Linked DNA regions of Homo sapiens: all the other regions are linked to region 5. Evidence: read pairs that join two places in POLR2A ChIA-PET (ENCODE). Cell type or tissue: A673. All regions are shown on one strand. Links, peaks and the distances in the headings refer to the core of each region. The heading gives the core; the rest is flanking DNA. Region 1 holds the start of LOC124904233 (a long non-coding RNA gene). Region 2 overlaps NTNG1 (netrin G1). Region 3 overlaps NTNG1 (netrin G1). Region 4 has its middle 43 kb from the start of LINC01661. Region 5 has its middle 110 kb from the start of LINC01661. Region 6 has its middle 290 kb from the start of LINC01661.

Region 1 (5,708 bases), core at 789-4,788, 180 kb before region 5:
AAGACAGTGTATTACTCAGGGTTTTCTAGAGGAACAGAACTAATCAGATATATGTAGGAGTTTAACTTACACGATCACAAGGTCCCACAATAGGCTTTCTGCAAGGAGGAGAGCCAGTCTGAGTCCCAAAAAGGAAGAACTTGGAGTCTGATATTCAAGGGCGGGAAGCACCCAGCATGAGAGAAAGATGTAAGATGAGAGGCTAGGCTAGTCTCTACTTTTCATGTTTTCCTGCTTGCGTTATATTTGCTGGCAGCTGATTAGAATGTGCCCACCAGATTAAGGGTAGATCTACTTTCCCTAGCCCACTGACTCAAATGTTAATCTCTTTTGGCAACACTCTGGCAAACACACAGAGGATCCAATACTTTGTATCCTTCAATCCAATCAAGTTGACACTCAGCATTAACCATCACAGAAAGAAATGGTTAAAATAAAGGAAATATGGTCACACTGCAGAACACTATGCACATGTTAGAAAGAAGAGGTAGAACTAAATATGTTAAAATTGAAGTGTCTCTGAAACATATGGTTGAATTTAAAGTTGTTTCAAAATGACAAAAACTGTATTACATCACTTATATATTAAGACTATAAAATTTAGTATCCTGGACCTGACACTAAATATTCTCTAAGAGTACATATATACATATGCAAAGACACAGTGAAAGGTCTAGAAGAATAAGCAACACACGGAGAGGTCACTAATTACCTTTGAGGAAAATCAAGGAGAAGTAGACTGGGATTGGGATGGTGGTCATTAAACTGAACTTTAGCATTTTTTTCTACTTATATAATGTTTCATTTAAAAACAGAAATCTCCAAGTCCAATGCCAGAGTTCAAATTCTCTCTCTGCCATTTACTACTTGTGTGAATTTTGCAATATATTACCCTCTGCTGCTCATCTACAAAATGTTTATAATACACCTACCTAATAGGCAGGGCTGGCTTCTTGGTCATTCAAATAATTTGTAAAATTACAATCCTGATGTTAAAAAGCAGAATATTTAGACAGAAAACATACAGTCCCACTCCCCAAGTATATGTTTTACATTTCCATATTATACCATATTTCATATTATAGCTGAGAAGTTTATATATACTATATATCATGATCTGAAAATGAAAATTAACTCTATCAATTTAAAGATGTATATGTAGTTTAGTCATTGAATTTAGTATGTCCTCATAGGTTAGAACATATTTCAGACAAGACTAAATATCTCTGAGATCCTCAAATGTAAAATTCAAAGCAAATTTAATAAACTATTTTTCTTTCTGCTAGAATAATTACATTGAACACTTCTTGTCATACATGATTACATCAACTGCCTATCCCTGGCTACATTTTTTCTTATGAAAGAGTTCTTCTCAACAGTTGCAAATTTATTTTCATTATTATTGACCTTTCAGGTTGTTATTGACCAACTCAAAAAAGTTCTGACCATATGGCAAAATGATTTCCTAGAGTCTAAATGCAGAAGTCGAGGTGGCAGAACTTGCTCAAATGATAAATCCAAAACAAATCCAAGATCATATCTAAATAAGTCTTGAAAATCTGCTTATTGCTATGTAAAGAAAACAGAAGAATTACTGCATTAACTCAAGAACTCTGCTACTTTATTTTACATTTCTAGTTTACTTAAAAATGGATCTGATGGAATATAGGTCTTGTTTTGCTCAGACAACTAAATGCCTTAACAATTTCTAGTCCCTATCCATTTTTTGTTTGCTTTCCTTAATGTTCTTGTTATTCCTAAGAAAACTCACAATTGAAAATATTTTTGTTCAGCATTGTCACCCAACATTTTCTGAGTATATAATATGAGACAGGAATTGTGCTAGGTACTGTCAATATACGTGGAAATAATTGACACTCTTTGCCATTATCAAACTCACAATCTAGAACAAAAAACAATCAAGCAGACAAATTATTATTTTTCTTAGAATTTATTTGCTAGAACAAAGGCTCATATGTTATAGCCACTCATACAAACCAGTCCTTTGAAAGCAATTACATTAAGCCCTAAGCATATTATTTTGAGGAAAACAATGGCAAATTTAACCCAAACAATACTAATGATTATATATACTAATTATTTATTATCAGTGACTTTTTTCAATGTCTATTTTTTTCTGGCTAATATTATTTTTAAATTTTTTCTGTAAGTTGATTTATATCTGTAGCCTGAAAATTCCTCCAAAATTTATGGCAACTATATCACAGTGAGAGAATCAATTCCCAACATGATTTCCTTTTAGGCTCTGACTTATCTTAGATCAGGAGACTTGGATAGATCTTAATTAGCATAAGGCTTTTTGTCAAGCAGCCACAGGATATCTCTAGCTCAAAACCTTAGCATTTAGAAAGCATTTAAGGATCTATGAGGATTACTGTCCTGTGGACACCTGTTATAAATCTGAGTAAGAGCCTGGAAACATTACTTTCCAAGTGTTTCTATTTGATATAATCAGGCCTGACCACCAGCTTGTGTTTCTGCCAAGTCTATTATGTATAATTTTTAGTTGATGTAATTCTCTTAAAGCCAAATCAGAGTGCTGTGCTGTAAATAAAGCTCACTCTTCTTCACAGCATGCAACTGTGTGATTACTCCTACTAACTTTCTCTACCCCAGCCAAATCATGCATATCACCAAGGAGGTGCCAGTGTAAAAGGAAAAGAATAGAGCATTCCTAAACTGTAATGATGTGTACTTTATCAGCCATTGACATGCACAATGAAAGAGGAAGTAATTGCCTGACGGTGTCAGGTGACCTTCGAGTTTTACATAGAAAAGAATTCAGAGGCAATAATACTTAACAAGTAAAAGTGACATTTTTCAATGTCACAGCTGGATCAGAGCAACCTACTATTTAGTCTACTATTTTCATGTGAACACGGAGTACTTGTGTCAGCTTTTTCATCTTGTTACCAATTTGACTTCATTATTTGGACTTTTCTAAGGCTGTAAATAAACGCTAAGGTTACTAATTTCAAGCAAATGATTCTGGTCTTGAGTATTTTCAGTCTTTTCCTTCTCTGAGCCTCTGTATTGTCTACACCTTGAATCACTCAATCCAGCACTTAAATTAAAGATAAGCGTTTAACTGTTCTTGGAGATAAAACAGAATCTTCCCTCTTTGTGGTAACACTGACTAACCTAGAGAGTCCTGGCACATAGTAGGTTTTTGAAGAATGCTTTTGGTCTGATTCAATCTCTTAGTTCCTGACCCCATTACACTCACTACTCAAATGGTTACAGAATATTCTAGCAGAAAGAGAATGCAGCCAAGTTTACTGAGGAGAATGAAGTGATTTTCAAAGGAACAGCTAGTTCTCAGCAGAAAAAAAAGAAACTCAGAATCTTAAGATAATTTCCTTTCTGCTTCCACAGGCCGCGGACAATTACCATACTTGGCCTTTTTTTTCTTTTTTTTCGAGGCAGGGTCTCGCTCTTGTCGCCCAGGCTGGAGTGCCGTGCGCGATCTCCACTCACTGCAACCTCTGCCTCCTGAGTTCAAGAGATTCTCTTGCCTCAACCTCCCAAGTAGCTGGGATTACAGCCACATACTACCACGCCTGGCTAATTTTTGTATTTTTAAAGTAGAGACGGGGTTTCACCATGTTGGCCAGGATGGTCTCCAACTCTTGACCTCAGGTGCTCCTCCCGCCTTGGCCTCCCAAAGTGCTGGGATTGCAGGCGTGAGCCGCCGCCCCCGGGCCATACCTGGCCTTTTTAGTAACCAGGCCACACAGCAGGAGATGAGTGGCAGGCAAGGGAGCATCACTGCCTGAGCTCCGCCTCCTGTCGGATCAGCCAGGGCATTAGATTCTCATAGGAGCACGAACCCTATTGTGAACTGCGCATGCGAGGGATCTAACTTGCGCGCTTCTTATGAGAGTCTAACGTCTGATGATCTAATATGCCTGATGATCACCCCCCACCTCCTCTGGAAGAAAAATTGTCTTCCGCAAAACCGATCCCTGGTGCCAAAAAGGTTAGGGATCACTGACCTAGGGGACGTTGTAAATTTTGATGCAAAATTTGGAGATAGTCTGTGAATACCTGAAAGTATCTCCGAATATCTAAATATTCCAAGTAAATGATTCTAATAAATTAGAAGAAAATGTAATAAATGTTTTCCAACCTCATGAGAAATTGAAGGAGAAGACAAAGCATTCAAGACCACATTCAAAAAAATATCTGCTTCTGAATTAGGAAATGCCAGTGGCCCGGTACTCAAAATTTGCACAGAAAACTGTGCTAAGCTAGTGATTAAAGAAATAGTATTCTGAGTCTTAAGGACTTAAAGTAGGAATTGGACAGCCATCCAAAAGTAAAGTAAAACAAATAAAAATTCTCATGGGTTTATACAATTGCATCCAATCCCAAATAGCCCTTGTTAAAATATAATTTACCTTAGGTTACCACTCAAGGAAAACCAAACAGTTCTATTTTCTCCCCTATGTGATTGCCAGCTGAGTTATAAGAATGTTTTATAGCACTTTAAGTCCTAGACAAAGGATCACCATGAATTCTTCTCTGCCCTTTCTTTCTTGGCAAATATCTTTTACCACTAAAACCAATGTGGTTTCCACTCAATCCCTTAGGCCACTGACTACTACCCTCTTAAAGGTAACTGTAGCAGCCATTAGACCGCTTTGACAAGAGATAGTAATTCACCTCAATATACCTTTCAAATTTGTTAAATAAATGAGAGTAACGTGGGTGTCCCATTTGCTACTGTTCACTCCTAACTGAAAGAGCTGTGAAAAGTTAAAGTAGAGATACAGCAATTGCATGACCACCTGCTGTTCTTTGTGACAGCTGCCACTGCCCCTTGACACAAAATGTCATAGCATTGTCACCTAATAACTAGGCAATCCAAAAATCTGGGGGTATCTTAATGAATGTACTACAGTGTACATTGGTCCGAGGATTTATGCTGTCATTCTGGTACCAGGAGTAAAGGCTAATAACCTCAGCTTCCAAATGAATATTTGCAAAACTCTCAAGCCAAGATGGTGTAACTGCATTTGTGAAAATAGTTGCCTTTTCCAGCATCAGGCATGGCTTAGTTTTGTAATTTTAGGTTTAAATTAAAACAAAATATTGTTCTTAGGATTACATGTATGAAGAAAGGAAGCTTTAGCTTCTCACAGGGGAATTATCTATATATTTTTGGAGTCCTGTTTAAATCTATCATCAAGATCCTTTCTTTTATAACTACCTAATGATCTATTATTCAAGCCAAAATATTGTAGGTTTTATGGTTTTCACTTATTATTCAGAGCAACTGTCTCATGACTATGTAACATCTCATATCCCACTCAGTGTCTCCAGCCTAAGAAAAGTTGGATATGTTTTTCTCTCTTATTTGAATTGTGAGATTCAAATAAATGTGAATCAGATAAAAACTTAACCCTTTTACAAGATTAGCTATTATGGCCTGCTGACCGGCTGATTAAAAACAGAAACTATTTAATGAGAAATTAAGTTTTAAATGGAAAGCAGAGCCATACACAGCAGCCTCATCAGGAGTAAATACAGGTTGTAGGCACAAATATAAGACATAATACTTTCTGCTCCCATGGGGCTCTTCTTTGACAGGCAGAGCCACCAAAAAAAGGAAAGTAAAATTCTCATTATCATCCCAAGGACACAAAACGGTAACTGAATTGAGTAGGAGAAAATAATTGGGTTAG
Region 2 (4,000 bases), core at 1-4,000, 340 kb after region 5:
CACGTACCGCTCTGGTTTCTTCTGTTGGCATTTTCTGCTGCTTCTGTTGCCTGACAAACCTGATAAATGAAAGCCACTGATTCAAAGCCAATATTTTACACAGAGAAAGGAGATTCCAGCTGGGACTACTCACCAAGGTTAGTTCATAGGCAAGAGAAAAAAGCAAGGAAAAGGATCTAGAGATCTTGGTGAACTAAAGCTGCAGCCCAGGTAAGTACATCTGAAGAGTTGTACAGTTATGATGGATCAGAGCCCAGAGAAGTAGGAGTGCTGTTGATATTACTCGTTCTTTAATTCATTCATTTTTAAAAATTATTTGTTCTTTAATTCATTGATCCAGCAAATGTTTACCAGGTCCTGGGTCCTGTGCCAGGTACTATACTAAGTACTGGAGATATGAAAATGAACAAGGTAGACATAATCCCTGCCTTCATGTAATGGATAGTCTAGTAGGGAATAAAGATGTTACACAAACATAAAAATGATTATTTAGTCACAACTATGATAAATGCTTTGTAAGCATCTAAGATTTTCTTAAAATACCAGACAACTTCCAGTAGCCAATTTGATAACAATAAGGGAATTTGTTAACATCAGGTGGAAAATGCTGGCAGTTAAAACTTTTTGTCTGCATGTTTCACAGGATTTAAAAAAAAAAAGCTCTTCAGAAGATTTTAAACATTATAATTAATATTTTACTTTCAAGCCTGTTGTTGATTTTAGAAGATAAATTTGCTATTTAAAAAGATAACTAGGGCCAGGAGCGGTGGCTCACGCCTGTAATCCCAGCACTTTGGGAGGCCGAGGCGGGCAGATCACGAGGCCAGGAGATCGAGACCATCCTGGCTAACACAGTGAAACCCCGTCTCTACTAAAAATACAAAAAATTAGCCGGGCGTGGTGGCGGGTGCCTGTAGTCCCAGCTACTCGGGAGGCTGAGGCGGGAGAATGGCGTGAACCCGGGAGGCGGAGCTTGCAGTGAGCTGAGATCGCACCACTGCACTCCAGCCTGGGCGACAGAGTGAGACTCCGTCTCAAAAAACAAAACAAAACAAAAAAAACGATAACAACTATATTATAAGACATCATTTGTGAATTCCACATTCTCATATGTAAGGTAAACACAAAGTTTGTATGAGGTTCTCTGTCCGGGCAATGTTAACTATTGAAAAATTACATTCTAGGAGTTTACTCTGATTGAGGAAAATAAGATACACCTTAAAATAACCACAAAACAAGAATATGAGCTAAGGCCCTTGGCAGTTAATGTACCTAAGTGCTGTTTACATATTTTGAAGCTAAACGTTACAAAGACTTTTTCTGATTTATATATTTACATTAAAAGTCTTTTACATTAAAAGTCTTATAAAGGTATTTTTCAAAGCCGTTACACATGTAGTAACACAATTAGTAAATCACATGAAATCTGAATGACTTTAGAAAGACAGGGACACATGAGTGGAGACTGGGAGGACGACTAGGTTCACTACTTAGGGAGGCCAGAATGGAGTCTTTTGTGGGTAATGAGGGCAGTTCAGGGAGAAGAGGGCAGTAGAAAAGGTATTTTGTCACAAAAGATTAAAATGTGTCAGGGAGACAAGCATAGAGATTTATTTTATTGTTATAAAACAGAATATAAAAGTAGGTTGGGGTCTAACTATTGTGGACTTCGAGTGATCAACGAAGGAGTTTATATTTTTTCTGATATTTTATGCCATTGAAGGTTTTAGGGCAAGGGATTGCCATGATCAAAGTAGAAGAATCAGTCTGGCTGCAGCCCACATAATCATGGTGACATAATAAATTGTAATGACTCAAAGCAGTAGCTGGAAATTGAGAAAGAAATACATGAATTAGAAGGTGTTGAAAATCGCTTATGTTGACTTGAGACAATGGTATTCATCTTTTCTGTGAGTGTATTTGTCTTCTGTTTAGAAAAAGACAAAGCAAATGAAAAACAATCTCTTCATTCACCTCCAGAAAGGGGTTGGGAAAGACAAATAAAGGGTTATTCATAATCTGTTGGTTACCCTCTGTTGGTAGTGGACAGAGATGAAACACTTTTTCGCTGGTGCACAACTTTATTCTTAGCCGTGAACATCTGTAATTAGATGAACCACCATAGTGATGACTGAATTGAGAAATCAGCCCATTAGAGGATCTGGTGGTAAAGGAATGGAAATCATTATCTAGCACAAATAATGCAAAGTTGGTCACTTACTCATGTGTGAGTTACTGTGCAAACAATTCTGATAAAAGAGGGGGGAATGCTATGGAATCAATATTGTCTTTATTGTGAAGAGGAATGAGAATGAACAAAACCCTGAAGCTTTGAAATGTGGTAAATCTCAATACATTTACTCTGAGAATGTGACTGCATCCCCACAGTTCTTCAGAGAAAGGATGTGTGGGTGTGAGAGTGAGTGGGTGTGTGGGAAAAGCTAATAACAGTTCTAGGTTAGCTTGCTTCCTTCCTTCCTTCCTTCCTTCCTTCCTTCCTTCCTTCCTTCCTTCCTTCTTTCCTTCCTTCCTTTTTTTCTTTTTTTTTCCTTTACAAAGCCTTTACAATAGCAGTTTTACACCTTTGAGGCCTTTGCTAATTTTTGAGACATTTTATACTCTTTCTATTTAGGCATTAATCAGGAAATTGGTCTTTTCAAAGTGTGAATCATGAATAGTGAATATGAAACATTTTAAGAATGTAGTAGGAAAGATATTAGCACTTTGGGGAGGTTGCTTAGTGGAGTGAGGGAGCTAATGAATACTCTGAGTTATCTAGCTCTTTTCATCTATGCTAATTAGCCTTAACAAGGCAAGTTAAAATAATTTCTTTCCTAGGCTTGTACAGTGTAACTTCCCACTTAGCATTTCTTGTCTCCTTACAAGCCTTATAACCTGAGGCAATCCCAGATATTCCCTTTGGGAAAGAAGTATTTGAGAGTTATGCTCACGGCACTTGCCTTTATTAATTTTATGAAAAAAATCCATTTTAACATTCATTTTCATATTTGAGTACCCAAGAATTTGAGGTTTGTATGTAACCATTGTTGGGATTTTGTTAAAAGAAATGTTATAGTACAATCCATCATGACCCAAACACATCTTGATGAAATGTTCTGAAGTTTCCTATCTTTAAAAAAAATGTATTATGCTATTTCTCTTATGGTTCTTATCATAGTTTGTTGAAACATTCCAAGGAATTATAGTTCTAAGCTACCTTGTATTTGACAGATGTCAGTAGATGACAGGAGATTAATCTATAGTCCTCTCTCTCTCTTGTTATTTGATTAAACAGATCCATGCCACCATCTTTCCTTCTTGCCTGTAGAATACACACACACACGCCCACAAACACACACACGCCCTTCTATTTTTCAGAATTCTTAGCCACACCCCCTCCCCTCACCACCACCGTTTTTCCACCCTGGTGCACATTTTTGTAGCCATTGCTCTTTAAGGTGACAGTGAGAGAGACTTCTTATCGATCATCTGACCTCCCACACAATTTGTTGGAGGTTGACACACTCCCTGCCATTTTTGCTTTGTGGAGGCTGAAAGGCCCATTCATTACAGGGATGGCTTTATTAAAGAAGCAACCCCCAAATTCAAGTGGATTAAGCCATCTGGCTACAGAGTGAAATCCTTCACAATCTTATGACAATCTATGTCCCCCATCCTTCCCTATGAAGTTAAAAGACTATATATAGATTTTCCTTTCATTTTTTATAAATGCTCCTTGGATTTTTCTATCATACTGCCCTCTATTCTCTGAGGATAATTCTTAGCCATAGCTCCTTGTGCTTATTTCTTTATAAATTGGCAGTTTTTAAAATGAAAATCATTTTGCATCTATTTAGATGATCTCAACATTTTCTCTGTTTACATTAGTTTAGGGCACCTTTGAGTCATTTCCTTTTCATTTCTTTTCCATTTAGCCTGGATGTTTGGCCCCATCTGTGGTTAGTGAGAACTGAGGCAGAAGCTGAGTCCACCCTTCAGT
Region 3 (4,000 bases), core at 1-4,000, 240 kb after region 5:
ATAGAAGGACATTCTAGCTTAAGGAAACTGCAAAGTCTTGTATTTCGCTTTCCTTTTAAAATAAGTTTCTTTTGTAGATTTATCTCAACAGTAACAAATGTTACCATTGTGCTGTCTGTGAATTAATGTAAATCCTGCTCAGCTCTCCTTGTGTTTCCCAATACATAATATACTACCATCGTTTCTTATACTTCGCTTCATCTCTCTATAAGCAATCTTTAAATGCAATAATGTAGGTGAAGGTACTTTATAAAATGCACAGTACTAGATAAAATAGGAGGAAAGTGGTATACAAAAGTAAGTTGCCATAATTCTTATTTTGTATTTATTTGCAAGCTCAGTGATCACAAATCATAAGTACTTAACAGATAATATAAAGATCCAATTCAAAATATATTTACAAAAGCCTGATCAAGTAATTTTGGACAAGTCACTTATTCAAACTTTCTGGGTTTCAGGGAGTTTTTAATTTTTTTTTTATGAAGATTATCTGAAACAATTGACTGTGAAACCAAAAGTACAAGAAAAAGTCACTCTTAATAACATACCAGACCCTTGGATTGACCCTGGCCTTTGCCTATCAAAAACGTTCTAGAGATATGAGACTTACATAATGGAGATATACAATATCTACATAACAGTAGATGGGGAAATATCAAAGTCACTGGTGCTGTCATTAAGTACCATGGGTTTAAGTGCTTTTATTTAGAGATGGGTACAGTCAGAAGGATCACAATGACACAGAGTTCAGATACAAGCAACTTAACCTGCTCTAGGTCGTAATCTCTGACATTCAGAGGACATTCTGTAATCCCAGCCCAAACCTCAGTTTTCCCTCCAATTCTCAAATACTGATTCATGACTATATGACAGTTTCAGTGGTATATTGGACTGTTGGTTTTACCACTGTTTTCCAGTAAGAAAGATTTATAAAATTGCCTAAGTTCTATTTTATTTGATTTGCCCCTCAGTGTTACAGAACAGATCTTCATAACTTCATGAGACTGTCTACAGTTATCCTTAGAGTGGCACGAATTTATGCATGTTCACCGAGAAGAACTTTATTTTAGAAGAATCTATCTGTAATGACAGAACATCGGCATTACCTTTTCCACAGTTTATTAGTAGTGGGGATAATATATATTCTATATGATTTATTATTATCAGTGTTAAAATTTCGAAAGTGCCTAAAGTTCAAGACCCATATTTATTATACTAATAACTTGTATAATTATTAGTACAAATATAAAAATAATATGTATTTTTATATTTGTATAAAAACTTAAATATGGTTTTATGTATCTTTAGTCATGTTAATTCTAATATGTAGGTAAAAGCCTCATTTAAAAAATGAGGAAACTGAGGTGAAGAGGTTAAATGACTTGCCATAAGTCACAGTAACTAATAAAAAATAGTTGTGAGATTGCTGGATATCATTAAGGTGATAATAATTAATTTTTATTGAGTATATTTCATCAGGCACTGTCTTAAATGCCTAACATGTATTAATATAATATTTGAATGAAAGCGTGAGTAGATTTTAGAAAGATGTAAGTATATTGCCCTTAAGTTTTCCAGTTTTTGTAAAGCCATTCTTTTTTTTTCATGTGTATATTGTTTGTTAGTTAAGTAAGCATTTGGAAAACAAAACAAAACTTTACAGTCATAATTGATGCTTCTTACCTTGGGTTGTCATAAGGCTTATGAAAGGCTCTGCAGAAATAATGCTAGAACAGACTCCTCTGGGCACTACAGGATGGAAGGCATTGGGCTATTGACAAATTGATACCAGAAGAGAACTTTGAGGTCTCTGAAGGAAAAACACCCTGTAATTTCACAGTATAACTAAAGGGAGCTTTACTTTGAAACAAGATTATTCATGAAGTCTAGCCTGAAATGAACAAGACAATAAGTGTTGCTCTACTGCCCTCCCTCCCCGCATCCCCCTTATTTCCTTCCTTCCTTCTTTCTCTTTTTCTTTTTTAAGGAAGTACATCATCAGCACAGGAAATCACTGGTAAAGTCCTCATTTTCACTTTAGAATCCTGTCAAAAAATGACCTTAGCAACTAGATTGTAATAAAAATAATTTCAGGAAGCTGTAAAATTATGTCTACAATTAGTTATTAATCGATGAAGTAAGACACTACATCTAGAAGAGTATTTTTCTGATATATAAATCTTATTTGTTTTTAATATTCTGGACAGTTTAAAATATTTCTCTCTCTCAGTAGAAACTTTTCCATATCTGCTTTAACTTGACACTATGCCCCTGTCTACAACTGTTCATGAGCATCTCTGCTCCCTTGAGGAAAATAGAAGTGGAACTACTTTGTGGTGACATTTACCAAGGACAACAAAATAAACCCAATAGTAAATCTAGCTTAAAATAATCATATTTTAAATTGCATCCTGGATAAACATAGGAATAAGCACATTGTATTATATCTATAGCAATATCTGTGATTTCACTCCTATTTGGCTCAATCCTCCAAACTCAGGACAGGCCCATTAGTCTCTTAACCATAAAGGGCTGATTCATAGAACCAACATAGCAAAACAAAATCTGCAGAAACATCTCAAAATAATTGGATATATTTGTTGAGCTGATGACATTTTGAAAAATTGATCAAATTGGTCACCAATTTCAAATATACATCATGTTTTTGACAGACTGAAATTTGCTGAAGCCATTACTAAGGCTTCCATATGTAGGCTAGCCTTCTTTTTCTATTCAATCTGTACCCATATTTAATGTATAGTTAAAATAAAACTAACCATTGCAAACAGTTTAATCTGTAAATGCATTATTTGACTCCATAGTCTTTGAATCAAATTCTTTTTTCTTGAATTTATAGATTTTACAAAGAATGGCAAGAGTATTAATATTTTAGAGCATCTTGGTAGGTTCCATTCTGATAATGAAATCCTTTGGGTATACATTCCTATAATTTACAGTCTTGGCCACCTGGGAGAAGTCAAACTTGTAATTCATTAGAAATTCAAGGAAATTTGGAGAATTACTAGTTCTGAGAGGACTGGCCCTTGGCCAAGCTACACAGTAGCAATGCTTCCATTTGATGCTTACTCTTCTGCTGGTCTTTCATTATTATTAAAGATTTAGGGTATACAAGTGCAGTTTTGTTACACAGATTTTCTGCATAGTGGTGAAGTCTAGACTTGTAATGTAGCCATCGCCTAAATAGTGTACATTAGATCCACTTAGTAATTTCTCATTTGCTGGTCCTTAGAGCTCTCCTTCATATGTTCATATGAAGTGCCAAGAAGCACCTCAAGCAGGAGTAGGGAACCTCTAATGGTGAAGGCCTTCATAGGAATAGTTTATGCTGTTACCCCTTCTGGAAATCCTGAATTTTTATAAAATCTTACAAATAAGTGAGTGGCTATCCAATAATGAAATTTAAAATGGTAAGGTGTATATTTAAAGCAAGTAGTTTTTACTCTGTCTATTCTCTGACACAACCCCCAGGACGCCTTGCACTAGCCTACTATATCAGTCAGGGTTAGTCATTCATTAAGACATCGAATCTTCACTGTAACCAGAGAAGCAGAGCTAGTAGGAGATGTACATTAAGAGATGCCTCGCAAAGAATTGGTTTATGCTATTGTGGAGGCTGCCTAGGCAACTGAAAAATCTTTATGGCAGGCTGTAAGAAAGGGGAGTCTGGAACTCTTGTGCACAGACTAAAGCTGCTGTCCACAGCTGGAATTTTCTCTTCTTTAGGGAAGACTCAACTCTGCTTCTAAAACATTTCAATTGATTGAATCAGGCCCACTCAGATTATCTAGGATAATCTCCCTTACTGAAAATCAACTGATTATGGACTTAAATCACATCTATAAAATATCTTCACGGAGACACCTGGATTAATGTTTGGCAGAGTAACTGGTGACTGTAGCCTAGACGAGTTGATGCATCAAAAAGACCATCACCTCTACTTTTTAGGAATACTAAGAAAATTATTTTTAAAGTGGATTAT
Region 4 (5,708 bases), core at 755-4,754, 66 kb before region 5:
AAAAACAAAATTGACAAATGGAATCTAATTAAACTAAAGAGCTTCTGCAGAGCAAAAAGAAACTATCATCAGAGTGAACAGGCAACCTATGGAATGGGAGAACATTTTTGCAATCTATCCATCTGATAAAGGGCTAATATCCAGAATCTACAAGAAACTTAAACAAATTTACAAGAAAAAAAAACAACCCCATTAAAAAGTGGGCAAAGGACATGAACAGACACTTCTCAAAAGGAGACATTTATGCAGCCAATAAACATATGAAAAAAAGCTCATCATCACTGGTCATTAGAGAAATGCAAATCAAAACCAAAAAGAGATACCACCTCATGCCAGTTAGAATGGCGATCATTAAAACATCAGGAAACAGATGCTGGAGAGGATGTGGAGAAATAGGAACACCTTTACACTGTTGGTGGGAGTGTAAATTAGTTCAACCATTGTGGAAGGCAGTGTGGTGATTCCTCAAGGATCTAGAACCAGAAATACCATTTGACCCAGCAATTCCATTACTGGGTATATACTCAAGGGTTGTAAATCATTCTACTATAAAGACTCATGCACACGTATGTTTATTGCAGCACTGTTCACAATAGCAAAGACTTGGAACCAACCAAAATGCTCATCAGTGATAGACTGGATAAAGAAAATGTGGCACATATATACTATGGAATACTATGCAGCCATAAAAAAGGATGAGTTCATGTCCTTTGCAGGGACATGGATGAAGCTAGAAACCATCATTCTCAGCAAACTAACACAGGAACAGTAAACCAAACACTGCATGTACTCACTTATAAGTGGGAGTTGAACAGTGAGAACATATGGACACAGAGAGGGGAATATCACACACCGGGGCCTGTTGGGGGGTAGGGAACTAGGGGAGGGATAGCATTAGGAGAAATACCTGATGTAGATGACCGGTTGATGGGTGCAGCAAACCAGCATGGCACATGTGTAACTATGTAACAAACCTGCACGTTCTGTATATATATCCCAGAACTTAAAGTATAATAAATAATAGTAACAATAAAGAAAATGGGCAAGGATCGTTGAAATCTAAACAGCTGGAAACACAGCCAAGGGAAAGCCCAGGAACACCCTGTTCAGAGAATCTCTGTCCTTGCCAATGGATACTGTATACCATTCTTGACAGCCAATTCAATTTTTTAAAAAGGAAGACTTCACACTCTCAGTTTTTAAAATCAGGGTTTTGTTTTGTTTTTAAATTTTTAACTACCCAAAAATGTACTGAAGAAAGCAATGTCTCTTTAGGTGAAAACATACATTAAAAAGTTTTGAATTCCTTCTATTTCAGTTTAATTTCATTTTTTCAGAAAAAAGTCAACTGAAAAAATTTTATGAAATATCAAAATGTATATATTAATATATGTACTCACACGTATGTAAATGATTTTTATTTATTTTAAATAAATATCTCTGGGTAGTAGGATAATTTAAGTAGTTTTTTACACATTTTAATGATGTGTAATTTTGTTACAGCAAGATGATATATTAGTCTGTTTTCATGCTGCTGATAAAGACATACCCAAGACTGGGCAATTTACAAAAAAAAAAAAAAAAAAAAAAGACATTTATTGGACTTACAGTTCCACATGGCTTGAGAGGCCTCACAATCATGGCGGAAGGTAAAAGGCACATTTCACATGACAGCAGACAAGGGAAGAGAGCTTGTGCAGGGGACTCCCCTTTTTAAAACCATCAGATCTCATGAGACTTATCCACTATCACAAGAACAACAGAGGAAAGACCTGCCCCATGATTCAATTACCTGCCACCAGGTCCCTCCAGAAACATGTAGGAATTCAAGATGAGATTTGGGTGGGTATACAGCCAAACCATATCACATGAGCTTTATTAAAACAATAATATCATTATTTTAGTTAAAATAAGAATGAATCATTGATTTATTTTTGAGAAAGAATAGCGTTACTTTAAATACGGACTAGTAAATAGCAGACTAGTTTTTCTCATAATAAAATATTTCTAGAGAGAGGGTCAGTTCCAAGTTTGGTTCCAAAGTTCAGCCCAGTCAAGGTCCTGAGTTGGATTTTTACAATTTTCTATTTTGGCCTTAAGGAGACTACAGTAGCACCAAGAATCTTGGACCACATAACTATTTTCAAAGGTAGGAAACACAGGGCATTGCCTCTCCCTTCTCAGAGACACCCATCAGCTTTCTCCTTTATCTCATTTTCACCCCTACATTATGCCTGACTCTCCTGACATCAGGAGACCTCTGGATGACAGCAGAACAAAATCAGGACTCTGTTAACCAGGAATGGGGAGAAAGAAGTAATGGCCTTTGGAAAAGCAATCTACACTGTCTACTATATCCATTTGTTTAAATTTCCATATAGGAAGAAATAGAGATGAGAGAGAATAAGAGAAAAGAGGAAAGAAGGAAAGGAGAGGAGAGGAGAGGAGGGACGGAGGGAGGGAGGGAGGCAGGAAGGAAGAAAAAGAAAGAAAGAAAAAGAAAGAAAGAAAGAAAGAAAGAAAGAAAGAAAGAAAGAAAGGAAGGAAGGAAGGAAGGAAGGAAGGAAGGAAGGAAGGAAGGAAGGAAGAAAGAAAAAGAAAGAAAGAAGGAAGGAAGGAAAGAAAGAAGGAAAGAAAGAAAGAAAGAGAGGGCGAGCATTAGGACAAATAACTAATGTATGTGAGGCTTAAAACCTAGACGACGGGTTGATAGGTGCAGCAAACCAATATGGCACATGTATACCTATGTAACAAACCTGCGTGTCCTGCACATGTATCCCAGAACTTAAAGTAAAAGAAAAAAAGAAAGAAAGAAGAAGGAAGGAAGGAAGGAAGGAAGGAAGGAAGGAAGGAAGGAAGGAAGGAAGGAAGGAGGGAGGGAGGGAGGGAGGGAGGGAGGGAGGGAGGGAGGGAGAGAAATGCTTCATAAACAGCTCTAAATTTCTATATATGTCTGTAACATGTTTACTTTTGTATCAACTATAATTAGGAATTTAAGATCTCAACTTATCTAATCATCCAAGGAAAAAGATTGGTACTTTTATTAGATTGTTTGTTCTTTTGCTCTTCATTAATCCTTAGGAAGAGAGCTTGAATATTAATAACAGCTTCTCTTTACAATGTATTTCCTTGGCTTTTACTGTGAAGCAATGAAATTTTGGGGCTTAAAAAATTTAGACAATTGGCAGAGTCATAGTCCAATGATAGACTTGTCTCGAAAATGATGAGAATAAATGATATTAAAATTAGTATTCAATATACACTTTATAATGTTTTCTATACTCTATAGAAATTATTTGCTGATAAACTTCAAAACCTGATACAGTATACTCAATTTTTCTTAAAAATCCAAATGTGACTTTTTTTTCTTGTGCACTTTTGCGTTACACTTTTGTAAACAATTTGGGATTGAGAAAGAAGTAGTAAATAGCAAAGATAAGATTTAAGAGAAATTGGAAGGTGGTAATCAAATAACTTCATGCAGCAATGACTATGATTTTTTTTTCTTAGCTTTTGAATAAATTCTTAGCTGAACAACTGATTCATTATATTGGTGAGGCAAACAGAAGCCTTTGTAAAACCAAAAAATAAGTTATAAAATACAATTATCACCTCAGGAAAATAAAATCAAGCAAGTTGAGGGAAGCTACTTTTAATCTCTGTGCACATTTCCAATCTAGAAAGGCTTGTTTTGCTTCTACATTAAGAGAAATTGGTGAGTCTTAAAGGAGCATTCTCATCAGAGTCTGATAAGATTGAGTTCGGAATAAGTAGGTAACAATTACAGATAATGAAAATGGTATCTAATTGCACCTAGATGTTTGGGATTTTTTTTCCAGGTCTTCATTTCTTTGTATAATCTTTTAAAGATGGCTCTTAGGAATCCCAGTTAACGTTTTACTGTTTTAATAAAGAGCTCCATTTTTGTACTAAATTAGAAGTAATAGTCATTTAGTTAACTCTGTCTACTCCATAAAACCCAGTGTGAGACACCTATTCAAAACCATTACTCATCCAGTGACAACTCAGTAACTTTTTTTTTTTTTGAGATGGAGTCTCGCTCTCGCTCTGTCACCCAGGCTGGAGTGCAGTGGCACGATCTCAGCTCGCTGCAACCTCCGTCTCCCAGGTTCAAGCGATTATGCTGTCACAGTCTCCTGAGTAGCTGGGATTACAGGCATGCACCACCATGCCCGGCTAATTTTTGTATTTTTAGTAGAGACAGGGTTTCACCATGTTGGCCAGGCTGGTCTTGAACTTTTGACCTCATGATCCTCCCACCTGCTGGGATTACAGGCGTGAGCCGCCGCACCTGGCCAGTGACAACCCAATAACTTTTAAGCAAAATACACAAAAGCGATTCCAGGACCTACAAACCAAAGGAAAGACTGGGAACACTGCGTTTCCTTTCCTTTATGGAGAATTGGACCAAGACACTTAAAAGTATTAAAAGAAAGAATATTCAGGAAAACTGACAGTAAAGACAGTGCAAACAACAAAATATTAAGCTATAAAACCATATCAAAGTAAGTGAGGAGCTTGTATTTTGGCCAATAAACATGCAACCAAGTTCATTATTTTCTTTTTATCCCTCAACCTTGGTTAATTACTTGAGGTAAATATAATATTTGGGCAAAGATTAAAAACCAGATTGTAACATGTATGTCACTTAAGATCCAGTGTGGAAACAGTTTTAAACTTCATCTGGTTCTGATATGGTTTGAGCATGAACCAGTTATTTGTTTCTTTTTTTATGATTCGTTTAACCTTAATTAAATAGTTTTGTGTCTTCTGTCATTGTTGGAATTCTTCTATTTTCAAATGTATAGGCAACAACCTGGGGCTTTATTTGGTTGTTCTGAACTGGGCATTATAATAGGCTTTTGTTTGTGTATCTGGGAGAATGGAAATCTGGGTTGTAAGATTTAATTAAGAGAAGTCATTTTATAAAAGATTTGGTGATGTTCTTTCTCTGAGTGGTACTTCGGTAGAGCTGCTTCACAAGTAGTGAACATAGAAGACTGATTTGATTGTTGAAAAATGAATAAAATCTGCATCAAATCCCTCCAAACTAATTATGAGTTTGAGCCATTTTTTCTAACCCTATGGAATTCTAGTATCTAAAGTTCAATAAATTACAAAATGAGAGACAAAATTCCTTCTTCCTTTGGTTGGGGGGCAGTGGCAGGGGACAGAGTCTCACTTTATCACACCAGGCTGGAGTGCAGTGGCATGATCTTGGCTCATTGCAACCTCTGCATCCCAGGTTCAAGCAATTCTTCTGCCTCAGCTTCCCATGAAGCTGGGATTACAGATGCCCGCCACCACGCCCAGTTTATTTTTGTATTTTTAGTAGAGACAGGGATTTACCATGTTGGCCAGGCTGGTCTCAAACTCTTGACCTCAAGTGTTCCTCCCACCTCAGCCTCCCAATCTGCTGGGATTACAGGCAAGAGCCACCATGCCCAGCCTCCTTCTTAAAGAAAATGCAAAAAGCAAGCATGTATTTGAAGAGTTTAAACTGAATTTTATTTGTGGGGTATTAGTGAAAGAATAAGAGACATATTTGAGATTCTTTCCTGCAATATGTTTGCCACTTTAAATTTATTTTGAGACATGAAAGTAAATTTGCTTTAAAGTATAGTAGGAACAGGCGAGGGAATTATGTATAGACTCTTTCCTTCATTGCATATACAAAAGTGAGGAGG
Region 5 (5,708 bases), core at 901-4,900:
GACAGGAATGCTCCAGTGTGGCTGGAAGGAGAGAGAACCAGAGCAGTATTCCTGGTCAGCGCATTCCTGTAATGATTCATTCAATCTTGTCTGCTCCCTTGGCTCTTGGGGGAAGGGGCAAGACTGCATGCCTTAGCCCTTCATTCTAGCAGCTAGGAGACTGCATGAGCAGCAGATTTTCAAATACAGGGGCATTCTCCTGGGCAATAAGCACAGGACATTCCAGACTCCATCCCAAAGCACTTCTAACTCAAGATGACCAAGAATAGGCTTGGTTGGAAATGGAAAGTTATCTGGTACTAATTGAGCTTCTGAAGTATTCATGCACCCCCTAGAACAACTGCTTCCCAAGCTTTATTGTGCATATGAATTATCCGGGGATTCTGATTTAATAAGTCCAGGATGGGGTCCGGGATTTGTATTTCTAACAAGCTCTCAGGTAATGCTGATACTTGCTGGTCTAGAACAACCTCCTGCATTTTCCATAATTTTTTCAACAGCTCCTAAGGGTCTGGGATAATGTATGGATCTTAAAAGGAACAGTTAAAGAGTAAAGAAAGAGAGAAACAGAGTGTGAAATTATGTGGTAGGATAAGCAAACTTCTGAGAAATCATCCATGTAATAGTTATAAATTGTTTAGACTGAACTTTCAAACATTAAAATGGCTAATCAGTAAGTCTGGTTATTAGTATTTGATTTAAAATGTTAAAATTTCCATTTTATTTATATTTTAGGTAAAGATCATTTGGCTTAATTTCTAGTGATATTTGTAAATAATCAAATGATGCTAAGGATTTCACAGTCTATTCTGTTATTAGGCTTGTGAACTAACTTTAATGATCATTATAAGTGATTGTTAGTATGTCACCTTTAGATAATTTCTTATTTTAGATCATCCAAAATGCTATAAGAGTTCAAATTACTTTTTAGTTTATCAGTATTTATATATTAATATAAATATCAATTTTTAATAAAATTTTGACATAGAACTTAAATGTATATTTGGTATTACTCTGAGTATACAGGTTAAAAAAATGATCAGTTCTAGATTTTTTGTGTGCTAAATTCCATGTGGTTAATGCAGTGGAGAGAGTTCAGTCATTTCTTTGGTCTAGATTTCAGATTCAATCCCTTAGTTTTCTTATGTCTTCCTTCCTTGTGTAGTAACCAATTTGGGTGAAATAAAGCGATTTTTAATGGAATAGACTGTTCAAATGACCCTATTTCCTGAAGAGGGCATTTTCGTGAATATTTATTTAATCTCTTTTACTTTTCTCAGGTTTTATTTTAAATTATGTTCACCAGTATAACCTCAGGAGTTGAAAAATCTATTTTTTCATGAAAGCATTGAATAATAAACATATACCTGTTGTATAAGTTTCTGATAGATTTCTAGAACTTGCTTTTAAAATATTCATCTAATGCCATCTGCCCACAAATAGCAGATGCACTTCCTCTTTTCTTTAGATTTTTTTTAAATAGAGTAAAAACCAAGGCATACAGAAATGATATAACTGAAAGGTAAAACAGAATAATTTTATTATTTAGAAAATAATCACAAATACAAAATATTGGTAAGTTTGTGATGAAATGGGGAAGTATGCATACCTACTGAATACAAAATTTTATAGCTCTGAAATACATAAACAAAGAGTTTGCATAAAATGTTTGATGACTGCTCATCTCACAACGTTTGGTTTCTTAAATTTTTATACTAACTTGGGCAGAAATAACTCAGTTAAATGTTTTCTTACTCATGCTTTAATCAGAACCATTAAAATATTTATTTAAATTCTAGTTAGTAAGTGTTTTAAATAGCTGAAAATAAGTGTGAGTAAATTTGGTCTATAATAATTCTTTTCCCAGATCATTATAATTAGAGTTAATGAAAGGGGAAAAAAATGTATTTTTCAAGAAACATTCTGATTCCTCTAAGTTCTAACAAAGAAGATAGAAAACATGTAGCCCTAGACTCATCAGTACTAGATTTTTTAAGTTACCATTAGGTACAAATGTCTCCGGCTGAGGCCATCCTGTCTTGTGCCCCTATAAATACTAACAGGGAAATCCTCTTCCATATATCATAGGTTTGAAGGCATAACTAACTCACCTTCCTCAGAACCAATGTTAAAAATGGTATTTGATAGCAGGGCTTGTGAGATGACTGAGAAATCAACCATCACTTTGAACAATTTTAATACTGGAAGCATTCTGGGCTTTAAACAAAATTACAAAAATTTGCACACAGGTTGTGCACAGTTTGGGGCCTGCTAAGTTATTTAACTTTTCTAGTTCTCCCTGTCTATGCTTTCCATATAGAGGATTACATGAAACGACTAACTCATACTGCCTAACATCATGCCTGACTCATAGGAAACAGTCCACAAAGCAGGACTTTCCTCTCTTTTGTCTCTCATTGTCCTCCCCACCAACCAGATTCTAAGAATCTTTGAAACGGATGGCTGCTTGAAGTTGTTTGTCATTATAATAAATAGTACACTTGTCAATTTTAGGTTTTAGAGCCAGCAAATCCAAAGGTGAATCTTCAAAATGTCATGTACTCTCTGTATGAGTCACAAGTTTGCTATATTTCCTCATTAGCAAAATCCTTAACCCATGGGCTGTTGTGTAAATCAAATTAGGTAATATATATGGATGTACTTTGTGAGCTACTTAGGGTAACAATTGTCATGAAAGCAAGTAGAAAGCTAATTTTAAACTGAGAGGTAGACAGATCCTAAAGCTCCACTAGAACATGGTGCAAAAAGAAAGAAAAAGAAGGAAGGAAGGAAGGCAGGGAGGGAGGGAGGAAGGAAGGAAGGAAGGAAGGAAGGAAGGAAGGAAGGAAGGAAGGAAAAATTAGCTCCTAAGAAAATGTTTGCCTTCATACACTTCTTTCCTCAGAAAACCAAATGCTGAGTGAAAAGGTAACTACTGCACTACATAAAAATCAACACGGTGCCAGATCCATTTGAATGCAAAACCCAGAATCAAATTATTATTTCTCTTCACCTTGATATAATTTTCTCAGTGCTACGGATAAAAGGCCACAGGTATTAAGTCGACTTCTCCTTGACTTTCCCATAAACCTTCAAAAAGAAGCAAATCACAGCAAGGACTGAGCTTATTTTGTTCATAGGTGTAAGGCTTGCCAAGGAATGGACTTGGCTTTTCATATGAAAAAGTCCTGAGGCTTTTAGTTGACTACAAATTCAATATAAACTTTCTCTGCGAAGCATCTGCAAATAATACTGATAATAGCGAAACCAATAATAGTAATAGTCAATATTTATTGAGCATTTACAATATACCAGCCGTTGTTCAAAGAGCTTTATATGTTGTCATTTATTTAACCCTCATAATAATACTATGAGATAGGCGTTATTTTCTCCATTTTTCAAAGAAGCTACTGACATTAACAGCTGGCACTGAGTAAAAGCTTATTATGTGCCAATTCCTCACCTAGATGTTATATGACCTTTATTTTATCAAATTGTTAGCATAATTTTGTGACCAAAATGCAAAAGGGGAAAAAAAGGGCCCCAGGACAGGACTGTCATACACTAAAATTCAAACTTTATACATGTTTTTCAATTGGGTGGGACTGTTCAGGGTGCTTCAGGACAATTAGCATCCCTCACTACTAAATGTCAGTAGTAGCCTTTTCCTAGACCCCATGACAGCTAAAGCTTTTCTACCGATATCTGTCTTATTTAAAGTACTAGCTTACTCTTTATTCAGAATTAAATTAGAGGGAGAATGGCAAAATAGTTCTTTTGTTTAGCCAGGAATGGATTTTGAATGTCTGTTTATAATCCATTAATTCAATATGTTTATTGGACGTATTATCTTTGTAAAGCAGCACAATAGGTGTCACTGGGCCATGAAGATGAGATGCACACAATCCATGTCTTGTTCACAGTGTATTAAAGGGGTAAGACATGAGTAGAAATAACCATTTAAACGAAAGCAACATGTACCACAAGACATGTGCAAATTAACATGCTCTTGGAGCTCAGAATAGAGTAGTCATTGCTAGCTGGAGAAAGACCCCAAAGATTCCATGGAGAAGATAGGGATCAGGACTAAATTTTGAAGGAAGTGTAGTAGACTTTAGACAAGTAAAATCTAAAATGAAGAGAATTCCCATAAAAAAAAGCAACATGAGTCAAGATGTGGCAAAGTGTATGGTATTTTGACAAACCATGATAGCGCTATTATGGCTGAAATAGCCTGGCTGGGGATGGGGAGTGAGTGGGGAAGTGAGAGAAATAAAGAAAAAATCAGAATGAAAATCAAGGAGGATTGCAAGGGTCAAGTTATAGTGGCAAAGGGAAGTCACTGAACATTCTGAGAAGAAAACTATGACAACAGAAAAAAACTGTCTGTTGAAAATATTTATCTAGCAGCTATAGTAGAATGAATTGAAGAGGACATAGCTTGGAGACAGAGTGAAATATGAGGAGAAAATATTGCCTTTGTCCAAAAAAAAAAAAAAAAGTACTAGCAGAAAGAGGAGATGGATTCAGGAGATGTTCCAAGATTGGCTCCACTCTGTCCACTGATTTAATGTGCCTGGGTAAGCTTCACTCACATTGGAGTTTTGAGCTTGAATAAATTAATAGTTATTTATTTAAACAAAAATTACGGAATACTTATGCCTATTTGTGCAAAGTAATGTGTTAGGCATGGGATATGAGGAATAAATGATTCATAGCCTTGGGTGAATAGAAAGGAGTTAATGACAGGTCCAGTAAAAGAAAGTCAATAAGAGGAGTAGATTTCATGGGCAAAGATAAATGCAGTTATGGAAACAATGAGTTTGAAAACCTGTCTGAACATTCAGAAAGATGTGTCCAATAAACATTGTTTTGAGTGCTGTCTATGCGCTAAGCACTGCATGAGACTCAGGGATACAAATTTTTCAGTGCCATTGACTCTATTTGATTCATATCTCTCTGATCTGCCCAATTTTCTTTATGCCCAAACAATTACTCTAATTCAGGCCTCCATCTCCTCTCAACTTCGTGAATGTACCAGCATAACCAGTCCTTTACCTGCAGTTTTACCGTCTACAATTCTATTCTTTATACTGGATCCTGAGTGGTTTTCTAAAACATAGATCTGATCATATCCCTCCCTTGTGTAACACTTTTCGGTGGTCTCCCACAACTTGAAGAATAAAGGTCAGATCATGCAACATTACCTGTAACTCTTAGCCTCTGCTCACCTCTCCAGCATCTTCTCCCGTTGCAGGCTTTAGCTATACATTCAGATCATCAAATCCGCCATCCTCTCCTTTACTGCCGGGTCTCCTAAGGTGCTGTTCTTTCCATGCGCACGACTGTTGTTTTCCTCCTCATTTGCCTGACCACTTTTCAACTTTCAGTTAATCTACCTATACCCCCAATTTTTGATCAAATGTCCCTATAGTATGTTTTCATAACACAGTGTTTATCCAATCATAGCACTTATCATTTTTTTATTTTTTTATTTTTTTATTTATGTATTTATTTATTTATTTTTATTATCATACTTTAAGTTCTAGGGTATATGTGCACAACGTGCAGGTTTGTTACATATGTATACATGTGCTATGTTGGTGTGCTGCAGCCATTAACTCGTTATTTACATTAGCTGTATCTCCTAAGGCAATCCCTCCCCCCTAGCCCCACCCCACAACAGGCCCTGGTGTGTGATGTCCCCC
Region 6 (5,708 bases), core at 732-4,731, 400 kb before region 5:
CGAGTGTGGTGGCACGTGCCTGTAGTGCCAGCTACTTGGGAGGCTGAGGCAGGAGAATCGCTTGAACGGGGGAGGCGGAGGTTGCAGCGAGCCAAGATCATGCCACTGCACTCCAGCCTGGGCGACAGGGCAAGACTCCACGTCAATAAATAAATAAATAAATAAACAGACAGCATTGAATAGTAGCAAGCTTATGGAGCAACTCAAACTCTAATATATTGTTGGTGAATGTACATAGTTATACAAGTTATTTGGGAAAAGTTTCAGCACTTTCTTATAAAATTAAATAAACATCTAATTTTTAATCCAACAGTTCCTAGGTATTTACCCAAGATAAATGAAAGTTAATGGGAAAAGAAAGGCTTGTATAAGAATGTTCATAGAAGCTTTATTCATATTATCCAGAACATAGAAATAGCCCTGGTTTCTATCAACAGAATAGAAAACGTTGTGTTATATTAATACAACAAAATACAACCTGGCAATAAAAATAACTACTGATATGCGCAGCAACATGGATGAATCTCAAAGCCAGTATTCTGAGTGAAAATTGCCTTATACAAAAGAAAACATACGTTGTTATTTCATTTATATGAAATTCTAAGGAGCACAATTATGCCTTTAAAAAGAAGAACAGAACAGTAATTGAAACTAACAGGGTAGGGAGCTAGGATTGACTGGGAAAGAGACATCAGGGAATTTTGTGGCTGGTATATTAATAATTTTGGGTTACACAGTTACACACAGATAAAAATATATATGTACTGTACATATGATTTTATTTATCATATATGGTACAGATACAAACATATATGTCTATCTGTATATCTATATATACAACTATATATAGATACATAGACATATATGTTTTATTGACAAATTTATTGAATAGCATAAAGATTTTATATATGAAAATATATATCACCATATATAAAATCTTAAGTATGCTATTTAATTAATTTTGCCAAATATATATACATATAACATATATATTACATATATATAAACACCTGGATTAGATGTCTTACATGGACAGTTTTAAATAATACATATATATATATAATATATATATACACATTATTTTTTTGCAAAATATATATACATATATGAAAAATCTATTGACTAGCATACTTGAGATTTTTGCATTTCACCCTGTTAATTTTATCTAGAAAAACACAAACATTTAACTTATAAGTTTAAGCATATTGAAGGGTTTAGGGATAAAATATAATGATATCTGTTATTCATTTTGAAATGTATAAAAATAAGGTGGATTGATGGATGGATAGATAGGTAGATAAGTTTGTGATATATAACAAAATGTTGATTGTAGAATTTAAGTAGGGAGTAACACAGGTGTTCAATGACATTTCTAATAATTTTTTATGTATTTGATAATGTTCATAATAAAATATTAGGATAAGGCATAGAGAAGAGAAACAATGATATACTACTGGAAAACTGAGTATCATTTGAGCATAGCCTTTGTTAAAGGACTTACTAGAAACATGTCTGAGAAGTAGAATAAATTTTACTTGTAAGAGAAATTCTGTGTCATACTTTGAACTTGAAATTATATCATGACTTATATAGGAAAATGTTCATGTGATGTGCAGATCAGATCGCTTTATTTATTTAATCATTTTTATACTATAATTTTCGATAACTATACACTATACTGACCATATGCCAGATTTTAATGCTATAATGAAAAGAGACACAATTTCATGGCCGGTAGAGATCATGTATGTGATGGATGCAGTCTCATGAATAGAAAACTAAAAGATAATGTTTTAGGTATTATTTTGAAGAAAAGACAAGAAACTTTGTAAATACCTAAATTAGATGTCGGACATGGGCAGTTTTAAAGAAAAATTCTGCCACTGGTGTTGTGTTGTGAATACTGAATATTTGAGACAGGTCTTAGTCAACTTAGTGAGTATATTTTGCCAAAGTTAAGGATGCCTGCTTGTGACGCAGCCTCAGGAGGTCCGAAAGACATCTGCCCAAGGTGGTCTGAGCACAGCTTGGTTTTGGACATTTTAGGGAGACATGAGACATCAATCAATATATGTAAGATGAACAAACATCGGAGCCTGGTGCAGTGGCTCACATCTGTAATCCCAGCACTTTGGGAGGCCAAGGCAAGTGGATCACTTGAGGTCAGGAGTTTGAGACTAGCCTGGCTAACATGGCAAACCTCATCTCTACTAAAAATACAAAATTTAACCGGGTGTGATAGCTTATAATCCCAGTGACTTGGAAGGCTGAGGCTTGAAAATCGCTGGAACCCGGGAGGTGGAGGTTGTAGTGAGCAGAGATCACGATGCCGTCACGGCACTCCAGACTGGGCGACAGAGTGAGACTTTATTTCAAAAAATAAAGAACATTGGTTTGGTCCGGAAAGGAGGGACAACTCAAAGCAAAGGCGGAAAAACTCCAAGTAGGGAGGGGGCTTCCAGGTCATAGGTAGATAAGAGACAAATATTTGCATCCTTTTGAGTTTTTGGTTAGACTTTCCAAAGGAGGCAATCAGATATGCATTTATCTCAGTAAGCAGAGGAATAAACTTTGAGTAGAATGAGAGGCAGGTTTGCTCTAAGCAGTTCCATAGTTGACTTTTCCCTTTAGCTTAGTTATTAATTTTCCTTTCACAGCATAAAGGATAGACTGAAGTTTTTGCAATAGGAGTGGTAAGAAGAAAAGTTCATGAAGGATATTGGTAGTACAGTTGGAGAAGGGTACATCCTAAAATGCAATAATGCACATCCAAGTCCCTTTACCATGAAATAACTCAGCTTTGTTTTAAGTGATTTGGTGCGATAAAATGGTGTCAGGAGCAAAATGATTCCAGGGAAGATGAAAAAGTATTACAGTTACAAAAGTACTTAATAAAATGCAAGAGAAAGAATGCTTTCTCTGCTTGAGAATGCTATTTATTGCCTGGTGTTGGCGTCAGATTTTCGAAAATTTCATGTAGCTTTACCCAAAGCTTAAAATCACAATGCTAATGCTCACTATCATTCATGCTAGCCACCCCCCACCGCCGCTCCCTGCAGGGTAGTCTTTTTTCTATCTGTTTTCTGAATGGATCAAATAATTCAGACCACCCCAGTGAAGTCTAATGAGGATGAGCTTTTACATTTATCTAGGGAAAAATGTGTTCAGAGCTAATGAGGCATTGCAGGGAAAATAGACCTAGCCATAAGCAATCTCCATAAGAAGAGAACATTTCAGCAGTCTAATTCAAAGACTGCATTGTGTGTGCGTGTGTGTTCAGGAAAGACATCTTCTCTTTAACGTCTCACCCTTAATCCAAATTTCACTTGAAAGAAGGAGTAAAAATGTGAAGAAGACACTTTAACTTTTTATTTTAAGAAATGAACAGGCAATATTCTTCTATGAAAAGCCAATAGCCATTTTTCTTCAGAAATAAAATTCCTCAGAAAATTCAAAGATTTAATTACATTACACAGGAAAATCATGTTGGAAACGGAAGAAAGCATTCTTAGTTCACGTATTTTGCATACCTTTTTGTATACAGGAAAAGCAGGATTTTGCTTTAAATAATATATCTCAAAGAACACTACAGTTTAAATTGTATTAACTGATTGAGACTACTTCAGGGAACATTTAATACTATGAAATACTGATTTATTTGGTAGCATCATAATTATAAAGAGCAACCCTCAACCAAAAAAATGATGCAGATTCATTTATAAACAAAAGTCCCATGCTACTTAGGTGAGTTTACACTCATGTACTACTCGAGGTCCTAGAACTTCCCCATGAAATAACATCACTTGCCCACAGTGGTGACTTCCTGGCTAATGAACTCTTTAACAGCCTTCTCTTAATCTCTTTCTCACTTCTCTACCAATGCTTTCTGGATTCACATTTTAAATATCCTGCTTGCTTGTGAATTTGTTACTGGAAGGAGATCCTGATCCAGACCCCAAAGAAGGGTACTTGGATCTTGCACAAGAAAGAGTTCAAGGTGAGTCCATAGAGTAAGCTGAACGCAAGTTTATTAAGAAAGTAAAGGAATAAAAGAATGGCTACTCCATAGGCAGAGCAGCCCTGAGGGCTGCTGATTGCTTGTTTTTATGGTTATTTATTGCTTATATGCTAAACAAGGGGTGGATTATTCATTCCCTCCCCTTTTGAGACCATATACGGTAACTTCCTGACATTGCCATGGCATTTGTAAACTGTCATGGCTTTGGTAGGAATGTAACAGTGAGGACGACCAGAAGTCACTCTTGTGGCCATCTTGAATTTGGTTGGCTTCTTTACTGCAAGCTGTTTTATCAGCAAAGTTTTTAAGACCTGTATCTTGTGCTGACCTCCTATCTCATCCTGTGATTTAGAATGCCTAACTGTCTGGGAATGCAGCGCAGTAGGGTGCTGCCTTATTTTACCAAGCCCCTATTCAAGATAGAGTTGCTCTGGTTCAAATGCCTCTGACAAATATGTCTGCTTCTTGAAGAAACCAAGGAAAATGACGGTATTTTAATTCTTAATGCATAGCTAGATTCTCTTAGCGTATATATTATCTAGAATTTTTGTTGTTTTCTTAAAACGTGAAGCTATACATTCATTTTTTGTATTACTGCTATCTGGTTCTTGGAATCAAATTATATTAGTCCCATGAGATCTAAAATTATTATTGCATAGTTCATAATTTTGCTTTTAAATATTTTGTTTTAAGATAGACTTCATTTTGTATGTATTTTGTTTATTTGCAACTCTTCTATTTTTTTCTAATTTAGTCTTGTCAAAGAGATAATTGTCTTTATGCAGAACCTGTTTTTGGTTTGTTTAATTGTTTTCTCCTGCTTATTTCATTGATTTCAGATTTTATCTTTATTCTTTCTTTCCATCATATTACTTTGGGTTTCCTCCGTTGCTTTTTTCTCTAATTTATTTTGTTTAATGCTTAACCCATTTGTTTAAGTCATCTATTTAGATAGTTTAAATACATATTTTAAATATATTTAGGGTCATTATGTCCATGTAAGGATTATTTTAGTTGTGTCACATAGAATGTGACATATAGTTTTTAAAATATCAATTATGAGTATTTTTAATTTTTAAAAGTTCTTTATGACTTTTTTCTAACCTAAGGATTATTTAGTAACATACTAAATTGTCTTCAAATATGAAACATTTTTAAAGCTACCATTTAAATGTTAATTTCTAATTTTACTGTACTTCAGATAGAGAGGGAAATCTGTAGAATAATGATTTCTTAGGAATTTAAATGAAAGTTTTAAATAAGTGTATATATGCTCTATTTTTTTACCATTTCAGTATGGGTATTCCTCTGTCTTATATGTTCATTTTATGAATTATTTCGTATGTATATATATATGACAAATGTTTCTCCATTATTTTGAAGAATACTTCTTATTTTTACAAATATTCTCTATCCTTTCCCCTTACTTCCCTCTGGGATTTGTAATTTCAAGATGTTAATGTTCTTGATCCTCTATAAATGTGTGTCAGTTTCCTATGGCTCCTATGAGAAATTACCACAAACTTAGTGGCTTAAAACACAAATTAATTATTTTAAAGTTCTGAAGATCAGAAGTCTGAAATGTGTTTCACTTGGCCAAAACCAAAACGTATAGGGCCTTACTCACTCTGAGGGCTGAATCTGTTTTCTGTCTTGTTTCAGCTTCTAGAGCTGAAACGACCTTTACAAA

Evidence for each region. ChIA-PET counts read pairs that join two places held together with the same protein. Peaks named below come from ENCODE experiments on the same cell type or tissue, not always from the same donor. Only the 100,000 strongest peaks of a DNase experiment are listed, where the experiment ranks them.
Region 1: POLR2A ChIA-PET joins it to region 5 with 6 read pairs; 1 of 35 experiments calls an interaction of 5 or more read pairs at or near these places.
Region 2: POLR2A ChIA-PET joins it to region 5 with 30 read pairs; 1 of 35 experiments calls an interaction of 5 or more read pairs at or near these places.
Region 3: POLR2A ChIA-PET joins it to region 5 with 16 read pairs; 1 of 35 experiments calls an interaction of 5 or more read pairs at or near these places.
Region 4: POLR2A ChIA-PET joins it to region 5 with 18 read pairs; 1 of 35 experiments calls an interaction of 5 or more read pairs at or near these places.
Region 6: POLR2A ChIA-PET joins it to region 5 with 7 read pairs; 1 of 35 experiments calls an interaction of 5 or more read pairs at or near these places.

The regions. Positions count from the first base shown.
Region 1 is chr1:106,744,210-106,749,917 of GRCh38, forward strand. LOC124904233 (a long non-coding RNA gene) reads left to right here and starts at 3,930. Exons shown (of 2, transcript XR_007066260.1): 1 at 3,930-4,000. In A673, for the core only: no CTCF peak of the experiment used is centred there; a DNase peak (open chromatin) is centred at 2,572; H3K4me3 peaks cover 438 bases; H3K27ac peaks cover 682 bases.
Region 2 is chr1:107,260,807-107,264,806 of GRCh38, forward strand. All of the region lies in intron 2 of NTNG1 (netrin G1), which reads left to right. Among named protein-coding and RNA genes, the nearest start is that of NTNG1, 120 kb to the left of the region's middle. In A673, for the core only: no CTCF peak of the experiment used is centred there; DNase peaks (open chromatin) are centred at 2,325, 2,685 and 3,365; H3K4me3 peaks cover 1,432 bases; H3K27ac peaks cover 4,000 bases.
Region 3 is chr1:107,166,226-107,170,225 of GRCh38, forward strand. The region is part of intron 2 of NTNG1 (netrin G1); the gene reads left to right. Among named protein-coding and RNA genes, the nearest start is that of NTNG1, 27 kb to the left of the region's middle. In A673, for the core only: no CTCF peak of the experiment used is centred there; DNase peaks (open chromatin) are centred at 1,926 and 3,586; H3K4me3 peaks cover 650 bases; H3K27ac peaks cover 3,735 bases.
Region 4 is chr1:106,858,346-106,864,053 of GRCh38, forward strand. No RefSeq gene overlaps it. Among named protein-coding and RNA genes, the nearest start is that of LINC01661, 43 kb to the left of the region's middle. In A673, for the core only: no CTCF peak of the experiment used is centred there; DNase peaks (open chromatin) are centred at 2,726 and 2,996; H3K27ac peaks cover 2,426 bases.
Region 5 is chr1:106,924,505-106,930,212 of GRCh38, forward strand. No RefSeq gene overlaps it. Among named protein-coding and RNA genes, the nearest start is that of LINC01661, 110 kb to the left of the region's middle. In A673, for the core only: no CTCF peak of the experiment used is centred there; DNase peaks (open chromatin) are centred at 2,527 and 3,547; H3K27ac peaks cover 3,924 bases.
Region 6 is chr1:106,520,566-106,526,273 of GRCh38, forward strand. No RefSeq gene overlaps it. Among named protein-coding and RNA genes, the nearest start is that of LINC01661, 290 kb to the right of the region's middle. In A673, for the core only: no CTCF peak of the experiment used is centred there; a DNase peak (open chromatin) is centred at 3,116; H3K27ac peaks cover 1,155 bases.